Regions from separate parts of the Homo sapiens genome. Here all the other regions are linked to region 3. Evidence: chromatin contacts called from ENCODE Hi-C or POLR2A ChIA-PET data. All regions are on one chromosome and are shown on one strand. Each heading gives the region's core, a stretch centred on a gene start or an enhancer-like site at or near the end of the contact. The rest is flanking DNA. Distances are from core to core; before and after follow the strand shown. Region 1 has its middle 59 kb from the start of SPATA31C2. Region 2 has its middle 41 kb from the start of SPATA31C2. Region 3 holds the start of CDK20 (cyclin dependent kinase 20).

Evidence for each region. Hi-C counts contacts between places; a loop is a spot of excess contacts on that map. ChIA-PET counts read pairs that join two places held with the same protein, here RNA polymerase II (POLR2A). Pooled maps may share reads with other maps.
Region 1: a pooled map shows a loop between it and region 3 (2.0-fold over the local background). The contact joins the enhancer-like site here to the promoter of CDK20 in region 3. A Hi-C loop is called at or near these places in 1 of 50 pooled maps. POLR2A ChIA-PET finds 5 or more read pairs at or near these places in 2 of 52 experiments (RWPE1 and activated CD4-positive, alpha-beta T cell).
Region 2: a loop to region 3 is called in a map of PC-9, with 2.0 times the contacts of the local background. The contact joins the enhancer-like site here to the promoter of CDK20 in region 3. A Hi-C loop is called at or near these places in 2 of 168 maps with a recorded cell type or tissue (PC-9 and naive thymus-derived CD4-positive, alpha-beta T cell) and 5 of 50 pooled maps. POLR2A ChIA-PET finds 5 or more read pairs at or near these places in 1 of 52 experiments (CD4-positive, alpha-beta T cell).

The regions. Positions count from the first base shown.
Region 1 is chr9:88,196,036-88,199,130 of GRCh38, forward strand. No RefSeq gene overlaps it. Among named protein-coding and RNA genes, the nearest start is that of SPATA31C2, 59 kb to the left of the region's middle. Within about 2 kb of position 1,575, at least 8 of the 41 ENCODE cell types and tissues checked have a DNase peak (open chromatin) inside an H3K27ac peak, as active enhancers do.
Region 2 is chr9:88,177,599-88,180,692 of GRCh38, forward strand. It overlaps the pseudogene LOC389768. Among named protein-coding and RNA genes, the nearest start is that of SPATA31C2, 41 kb to the left of the region's middle. RefSeq lists enhancers at 2,288-2,880, 2,881-3,094. Within about 2 kb of position 1,778, at least 2 of the 41 ENCODE cell types and tissues checked have a DNase peak (open chromatin) inside an H3K27ac peak, as active enhancers do.
Region 3 is chr9:87,972,874-87,975,949 of GRCh38, forward strand. It overlaps CDK20 (cyclin dependent kinase 20), which reads right to left and starts at 1,660. Exons shown (of 8, transcript NM_001039803.3): 1 at 1,499-1,660; 2 at 1,049-1,162. The coding sequence starts at 1,573. It overlaps LOC105376131 (a long non-coding RNA gene), which reads left to right and starts at 1,762. Exons shown (of 3, transcript XR_930088.2): 1 at 1,762-1,989.

The DNA of each region.
Region 1 (3,095 bases), core at 325-2,824, 220 kb after region 3:
GGGCCTTCTGAATGAAGACCCAACTTCCCAGTGAGGTACAGAAGCTTATATACCATTCTGAGGTTAGGAGACAGGAATAACAAGGGTGGTTGCAGGAGAATAGAAAATTCCAGGCAGTGGTTTCACATGGCTAGCAAAAGGAAACTGTAGAAATAGCTGCAGAAACTATGGGCTGATAAGACCCTAAAAGCCAGGGTGCGGACTAAGCTGGGTGAGACTAACCGGACTCAATGTGGCACTGGATTTGACCTAGGTTTCACCTAGAACCTCATTATACGCTCATTAGCATACAAATCACACACCCACCAGCACCATGACAGTTCCAGGAACATCCATATTTGGTGTGAAAATGAGTAGCACTAGAGTTCCAGAACATCTCCACCTTTTTCCAGGAATCTTCATGAATATTCCATCCCTTAGTTAAAGAAACCCACAAAGGCAGCCCCTCCAAACCCCTTTGCATGTGACTGTCTCTTGAGTACACCTGCACTCCCCTTTCTTGAGTGTGTACTTTTCACTTTGCAATACATTTCCGTACTTGGACTATTTTCTGACTCAGCCTTGAATTTATTCTCACTGGGGTGGAGGTCCCACTAGCAACTGGGGACTTCCCGCAGCCCACTGATGTCAGTTACAGAAAGAATGGGAGCTTGGATCCTGGTAAAACAGGTTATGGGAGTGGAGAGAAGAATTCCATTGAGGGGCAATAAATGATTACTAGAATGAATGACTGTATGGGAAACAGAAATTAACTTGTAAATAGTTCTCTTTGGAATTTAAATGATCCCTGGAGCAAGTTATTATCTTCTTTTCTGTAATGGATAAGGAGATAACAGGGAAGACAGCAAGAATAATTGTTCTCCTTGGTGAGTCTGTCCTACCTGTATGTATAGATAGGAGAAAACCAGTGCTTATTGATCTCTAAGGGTTTTTAATTTAAAATACTCATTATACCAGGGACCTGTATTTTGGAGTGAAATACTTTGAAACAACCAAAGGCAGAGAGATAGTCCCAAATTATCGATGAGAAGATTAAGTAAAGTGGGCAGAAGAGAAAAAGATTATATGTCTATAATACTGCTACCCTTCCATTACTTCTCACATCGGGCAGAATTAAGATATTTCCCAAGACTGAGACACTCATGGAAGGCAGCCAGCCGTCACCACAAATCTTCATAAGCTCACTGCAGCTTTCCTGCTGCTACACACAGGCACATTCTCTCCCCCTCTTCTTTTTTTTCCTTCCTTCCTTCCTTCCTTCCTCCCTCCCTCCCTCCCTACCTCTCTTCCTCCCTTCCTTCCTTCCTTTCTTCTTTCCTTCCTTTGCTGAGTCAAACTCAATTGTGTGTTACTTCTACAAACATTTTGTTATAAATATTTTCAAACATACACAAAAATAAAGGAAGTATAAAATGAATCTTCACGTATTTATTACCCAGTTTCAAGTATAAACATTTTGCCAATCTTGTTTTATCTACTCTCCACCCCTTCCTCTCCTCACCACTCAATGTTTCTCTGGATCATTTTAAGGCAAATTCCAGGTTTTCAGTCTTAAATGTATCACGTCTGTCTAAAAATAAGCACTTAAAAAAAACCTAATCACAGCACATTATCATACTTTCCCAAATTAATATTTCTTGATTTCATCTAATACCCAGTTTGTTTTAAAATTTTCTCAAAAATAACTTTATGCAGTTGGTGTGTTCAAATAGGCTCTATGCAAAGTCTACATCGTGCATTTGATAAATCTCTTAAGCTCTTTCAATATGTGATACTTCCCCTTCTTCTTTCTGGCTTTCAGGCCATATGTTTGGTCTGCTCAATTTTCCACAGTCTGGATCTTGATGAATTGCATTCTTATGGTGTAACTAACACATTCTTTTGCTTCTTGTATTTCCTGTAAGCTGATGTTTACATTTAGAGGCTTGTTTAGACGCAGGTTTGAATTTTTTTAGCATGAAAGTTCCAGTTGCACTGCAGAATGTCTGGTGATCCCAGGTTTAGCACTTTTGAGGTTGATCAGTTAAAAAGTAGCTGTTTGGGAGGCAAAGGGCACATGTTAGTCGCCTTTGCATGCCCATTGTCAAGCACAGCATTGTGCCTAGAGCAATCCCTGGCAATGTTTACTGAGTTGAAGCAGTTGATGAAACCCAGATTTGTGAGACTTCAGATACAAATCTTCTATTCTCAGCTGAGATGCCTAAACTTTATTAATTCACATCTGTATGTTGTAAAAGTTCTATTTTATTTTACGACCTTAGCCAGTTTTGACCAGTTCACCTTGGCTGCGGTTGTTTCTGTTTCATCTTTTTCTCATAAATAGTGTCAACCTTAAATAATGAGATTCAGAAAATATGACTAAGGATAGAGTTTATTCGAGTGCAAAGCTTGAGGATAGCCACTCATGAAGCGTCAGCTCCAAATGAATATGGTCAGCATTCCCAAGTGGAGAAGTTAAGGTTTCACTTTTACAGACAGAGACAAAGACATTTTCAGAGGATTACAACATTTTCTATAGGAGACCAGTGCATACATTAAAGCAATTTGATTGGTCACAGATTGCTACGTGCCAAGGAAGATTACTTTATTACTCAATGAGGAGGGATGGTGATCTGAGGAGGTCTTCTCTCTCGTGCTGTTTGGTCTTCTTAATTATTCACAGGGGGAAAAAAAGGCGGAAGTTGCCGCTGCACGTGACTCAGGCTGCATAGCCACATTTGTCTCAAGGCTCAGAATAACTTAAAGTTCCAACAACTTGAAGTTTGAATTATTTAATTTCACAATAGAAATTAAAACAAAGATTTTAACGTTTCTTAATAAGAAGAAGCCATCTTCATGCGAATTGTGAAATTTTTAAATTAAATATATTTTTAAAGTTAGTAATTTACTCAAGCGTTGTTTAGACATTGTTTTAGAAACTGGTATCTTGAGTGTCTATGCTTGTCATCTTTCATGATGAATGGTCCCTGTTTATTTGCAAAACTTGCCAATCTGCCAAAGCTTTATTTGCTGGGAAGTTAGCATGTCTGGGAAAGTAACACTTTCTTTTTGCTTTAGTAACGTATAAATATTTTTAAAAAAGGATATACATATTT
Region 2 (3,094 bases), core at 528-3,027, 200 kb after region 3:
AGTAGTCTCAATAGAGGGAAGAAGGTGGAAGCTAGATTTTAAATGGGGTTGAGCCAGAAGGGAAGTTAGGAGGGAAATGAAACTATTTTTAGAAATTTGGCTATGAAGAAGACTTGAGGTGGATAGCTCTCTATCTTTTAAGGTGAAAATCATGCAATTTTGTTTATATCTCGAGAGAAAGAGGCTGTGAGTGTTGCTGGAGGGCTCGGGAAGGTCTCTGGATGCCAGTGAGACCCCAGCCCCAGCCGGTTTTCCAGGTTCTTGACAGCATCACAAGAACGAATTCAGGGGGGAGTCGAGTCAGAATGAAGCGCAAGGCGAGAAGCTTCCATTGCAAAGCGAAAGTGTGCTCTTGAGAGGAGCGTAGCCATGCCCGTGAGAACAAGTCAGGCACAACGGAGGCTGGGTTTCTTATTTTAGGGATGTTTCTTTCTCTTTCTTTCTTTCTATTTCTTTCTTTCTTTCTTTCTTTCTTTCTTTCTTTCTTTCTTTCTTTCTTTCTTTCTTTCTTTCCTTTCTTTCTTTCTTTCTTCTTTCTTTCTTTCTTTCTGTCTTTTTTTTTTGAGACGGAGTCTCTCTTTCGCCCAGGCTGGAGTTCAGTGGCGCGATCTCGGCTCACTGCAAGCTCCGCCTCCCGGGTTCACGCCATTCTCCTGCCTCAGCCTCCCGAGTAGCGGGGACTACAGGCGCCGGCCACCACACCCGGCTGATATTTTGTATTTTTTAGTAGAGACAGGGTTTCACCGTGTTAGCCAGGATGGTCTCGATCTCCTGACCTCCTGATCTGCCTGCCTCATCCTCCCAAAGTGCTGGGATTACAGGTGTGAGCCACCGCGCCCAGCCCGGATGTTTCTTTAATAAGGGGGTGGAATGCTCATTAGGTATTCTGGAAAAGGAGGGGATTTCAGGGACTCCTCCCCGCTCCTGTTATTGCCTCCTTTCTCCCTTATTTGGGTTTACCTGGAAGAGTCATGGACATGTCACCCTGACCAGGGTTTTGGTCATTTTCTCTGCCTTATTTTGGGCTTTCTCTACCCTGTGGATTATTTGCCTAGCCCCTGCTTCAGGGGTTCTTTGGGTTTGTCCATACTCCTGCAACTACCCGTGCTATTCCTATCTCCTTAGAGGAGGAGAGATTGACGATATCGAAGAGAAATTACTCTGCTCTGTGGATCTCATTGGCACAGGTTCCTGCTGAAGTCTGAGGGGAAAAGGGGATTCTGGAAGGCGGAGAAATGGATGGATCCTGTGGAGAGGCCAGACAGCTTCCGAGCAGCTGAGAAAGAAGGAAGTCAGCCAAGGTCTGAAAGAAGAGAGATAGATGCTGGAGAGCATTTAAATGAAAAGAATTTAACCAGAAGTATCGGCAGAAGTAAAAGAAAAGCCATGTTGGGGGAACCTAAAGATTAGCCACAAAGGTTAAGGGAAAGGAGGGAGGAGAGGAGACGTTACTGCAGCCTGTGAAGGCCAGAGCAAGAGGCGTGGCCGTGGAAAGTGCAGGAAGTATGGCTATGGAGAGTGCTGGGGTGTGGCTGTGGTGGGTGCAGGAAGCGTGGCTGTGGAGCGGGTGTGGTTATGGACGGAGTGTGGCTGTGGAGGGGGTGTGACTGTGGAGGGTGCTGAGTGTGGCTGTGGTGGGTGCTGGGGGTGTGGCTGTGGTAGGGGAGGTGTGGCTATTGGATAGTCACAGCTGTGGTGGGTGCAGGGGGCAAGGCTGTGGTGTAGGAAGTGTAGTGTGGCTATTGAATGGGGTGTATAGCAGTGGTGAATACAGGAGGCATGGCCTTGGTGGGTACAGGAGGCATGGCTATAACACAGGAGGCATGGCCTTGGTGGGTGCAGGAAGCATAGCTGTGATGCAAGAAGCATGGCCTTGGTGAGTGCTGGAGTATGTTCTCTAAAGACACTGTGAACACTATTAGCCCATACTGAACCACTGCTCCTGGAGAAATACAGGGTTAGCTTCCACGCCTCTGATCACTACATTTTTGTCATCCAACCAATACATATTTTTGTTTTATGTGTTTTTATCTACAGACACCTTGTTTAATATACGTTTCTTACCAATAGTTAACTGTATGTATTATTCTTTATAATAAAACTCAAGCTGGGAAGAGTTTTGCGTTTTCCTGACCTTGGGTAATGTGACTAAAAATTTATTTGGCTGTCAGCCTCACAACAATGCTGTCCACTAAACTTTTTTTTTTTTAGATGGAGTCTCGCTCTGTCGCTCAGGCTGGGGTGCAGTGGTGCAATCTTGGCTCACTGCAACCTCCACCTCCCGGGTTCAAGAGATTCTCCTGCCTCAGCCTCTTGAGTAGCTGGGATTACGCGCACCAACACGCCCGGCTAATTTTTGTATTTTTAGTAGAGATGAGGTTTCACCATGTTGGTCAGGCTGGTCGCGAACTCCTGACGTCGTGATCCGCCTGCCTCAGCCTCCCAAAGTGCTGGGATTACAGGCGAGCCACCGCGCCTGGCCAGTCCACCAAACTTTTAATGTCATCTCATGAATCCACAAATTTCACTGGTTTTTTTTCTTCTTCTTGTTTTTCCATAACTTTACCAGGTACTATAGATGTTACTTGGGCACTTTTCAGAGTGGCCTCACATCTGCGTCAATGACTTTCCTCTTCCTCCTTCTGGATGTAACATATTGTTGACTCATTGCTGTTGAACTTACTGTCAACAGCACTGTAACTCATGCCTGAGCCAAGCTTGTCTAACAGGTATATTTTCTCTGTAAAGCACATCACAGCCTTTCTGCACTTAGGAACATTAGACAGCACTTCAGCAGTACACTTGGGGGCCATTTTAAACAATTAAATCACTGATAGGCTCCGCTCCGCTCAGGGCGGCCCCAGACACGGGTTTCCCATGGCAGCACCACGGCACGCCCGGCGCACCTGCTGCCCCGAACCCCTGGCTCCAGGGGGCAATGAGGGGGCAGTGGAAGGGGCACTACTCCTCGGGCATTGCCTAGAGAAGCGAGACCGTCCCGCCCTCCCGCTGGCCCTCCTTCTCTCCCGCCCGGGGCCCGCGCAATTCTCCGCCAGAGGGACAGTCGGCCTCATATGTTAAGACCTCTGATCAC
Region 3 (3,076 bases), core at 410-2,909:
GTTTTCGGATTTTTCAGGTAGTACACAACCATTTAACAGATCAAAACACATGCACACATTCAGGTAAGACATAAAATCCAACAGAAAAAGAACAAAAGAAAAATCCTACAGTCAATCTTAGAGTGTATTCTACCAGACTTTACAACAGATATGGCACACACAAATACACATTCACATATATAATATTTCCAAACAAAACCCAGATGACACAAAATTTTATAACATGCTTTTGTCATCCAATATATCATGCATATCTCCAGATCACAGAGACCCAACCCTGTTAACTCTCCAGGGAGTCAAATACATTCCCTATTTCGACATGGGTGAGAGAGAGCACCAAAAGAGTAATGACACTAGGGGTGAAAGATGCCCCTCTTCGTGTTCCAGCAGCCCCTCCCGGTACCCTATCACAGCACGAACCACACTAGGTGGGCCCTGTTGCCTCTGTCTCTTGTTAGCACACTTAAGTCCTCAGGAGCTGGGCTGGAGCTGGTTTCTCTGTGTCACCAGTGCCCAACACAGGGTAGAGCCTATGGGAGGTCCCAAGGGAAGAATGGACTCTCAATCAAACCTGGGCCAAACCCTCTACTGACTAACGGAGGGCCCAAGAGCTGGTGACATAACCTCCTCCTCTCACCTGAGAAACAGAGATCTGGAAACCTGCCTTGTACAGTAGTAAAGAGGTCTCAAAATGACAATGTATATAATGCCTGCAGAACACATCGGGAGCTCAATAGGTGCTAGTTACATTATAAATCACTACATGTTTTGAGAAAAAAAGTCGGTGAATGAATGAATACATTAAGAAATAAGTAGGCAAATGAGAGTGAATGTGTGAGAAATGAAAGAAATAGGTAAATAAAGGTGAACAAGTGGACAAAAAAGGGCAAAAGGGGGTAAGGAGGCAGATGAATGAGCAGTGTGTGTGAGTGACAGCGGGAGGAAATCCCTGAAAGCTGGTGAAGGCGTAGCTGGGAAAATGAAGGCACAAAGAAGTGGGAACGAGCGACTGAGGGTGAGAATACCATGCCCCCCCTCCCCTACTCACATACTGATTGTCCTCCATCTCCTGCAGAGCCTTAATCTCCCGCAGGGCCTGGTTAGGGAAGCCGTCCTCCAACCGCCTTAGGGCCACCTTCTTGAGGGCAACTATCTCGCCAGTCTGCAGGATAGAAGGCAGACACTGCCAGCCCACCCTCGGCTGGGAAAGAGAGATGAAGGTGGGTGAGGGGAAGGTGGTTGAGAGAGAGACACGCGCCCCCGGCTCGGCCAGAGGCCCTCCTCGGGGGTCTAGGACTAGCCTGGGACCCAGCCGCTGGGGTAGGGGACCAAGCCAGCTGTGCGGAGGGAAGCGCAACGGCCCAAAGTAGGTTTAGAATATGAGTAGGTTTTAAAAACTGTACTGGATGTAAAAAGGGAACCGAAACAGTTTAGAGCGTTAGCCGGAGGGTGGCGGGGGCACACCCCCGCCAGGCTGCCGGCCGCGGTCCAGCCTCACCTCCACGTGCTTGGCCTTGAAGACGATGCCGTGGGCGCCCTCCCCGATGCGGCCCAGGATGCAGTACTGGTCCATCCCGCTGCAGTCGTGGGCCTGTGCCCCTGTGCCCCTGAACTTCCAAACTCCACTTCTCCTCCACCCCACGCTGATCTGAGCTCGCACGCTGTTGCCTAGCAACAGCGCGGCAGCTGACCACTGGGGCGGTTCCTGTAGGCGACGTCACCAGGAGAACGGAAGCTGCGTCGAGTCAGGGGTGACAGCTCCGGGCCCCACTGCGCCTTTTCCTAGCCCTCCGCTGTCACGCAGCAGCAAGCTTAATCCCGCATAAAAAACGCATGCGCCGAGAGCGTGCCCGCAGCAGGGCCCACGGAACGATGACAGCAGGCACCTCCTATCTGCCCCCGCCCCCGGCGTCACGTGACTAGCTGCGCTGGTGCACGCAGCCGGGAGGGGCGGGCTCCTTCCCCTGGCAAGCCGGAAGCTCCGCACCTGTAAGTAGAGGTTCAGGCTTCGACCACGCGCAGGTGCTGTTTTCTAGCTCCGAAAGCCAGGCACTATTGATGCAGACAGACAGGTCCCGGGCTGCGTTGTGGAAAGAGGGTCTGTGGGTCCTCTTGTCTTAAAATGTCAGTTGGCTACGTGTACCCACAGATTTTTAAAAGGGCATACTCTGAGGGCCGGGCACGGTGGCTCACGCCTGTAATCCCAGCGCTTTGGGAGGCTGAGGCGGGCGGATCATCAGGTCAGGAGTTCGAGACCAGCCTGACCAACATGGTGAAACCCCGTCTCTATTGAAAATACAAAAAAAATTAGCCGGGCGTGGTGGCGTGCTCCTGTAATCCCAGCTACTCAGGAGGCTGAGGCAGAAGAATCGCTTGAACCCGGGAGGCAGAGGTTACAGTGAGCCGAGATTGCGCCACCGTACTCCAGCCTGGGTGACAGAGCGAGACTCTGTCTCAAAAACTAAAACTAAAAATAAAATAAAAGGGCATACTCTGACCCAGACAGGACAGAGTAGGCCTTAAACTTCTGAAAGGATGCTCAACTTCACATACAATAAACAAATGCAAACTAAAGTTACAGTTTTTCACATATTGGATGGCTAAAGATCTCAGGTCTAATAGTTCATTGACCAAGCTACGGGAAAACAAGCACTTTCATACATTGCTGGTGGCAGTATAATTTGACGATGTTGATCAAATCACAAATGCACAGACCCTCAGACTCAGCAAAGCCACTTCTAGCAATTTCCCCAATAGACACCTTTTACACATGTGAAATGACATGTACAAAGTTATTCCATTGCAACGTTGTTTCAACGGCAAACTATTGGAAACAACACAGATGTCCATCATTGTGGTGCCTCCTTCAAATGAGGTATTAAATCTTTTTATGTACAGCAATGGGAAGATTTCTAAAATAGGTTGTTAAATGAAAAAGGCAAGATGCAGGACAGAATGCATAGAGTACCACTGGCTGTGTAAACAAAAGGAGAAAAGAATATAAATAATGCTTGTACATCCATTACAAGATATCTGGAAAGATACACAAGATTTCCTGAGTGTGGTTACCTGGTGG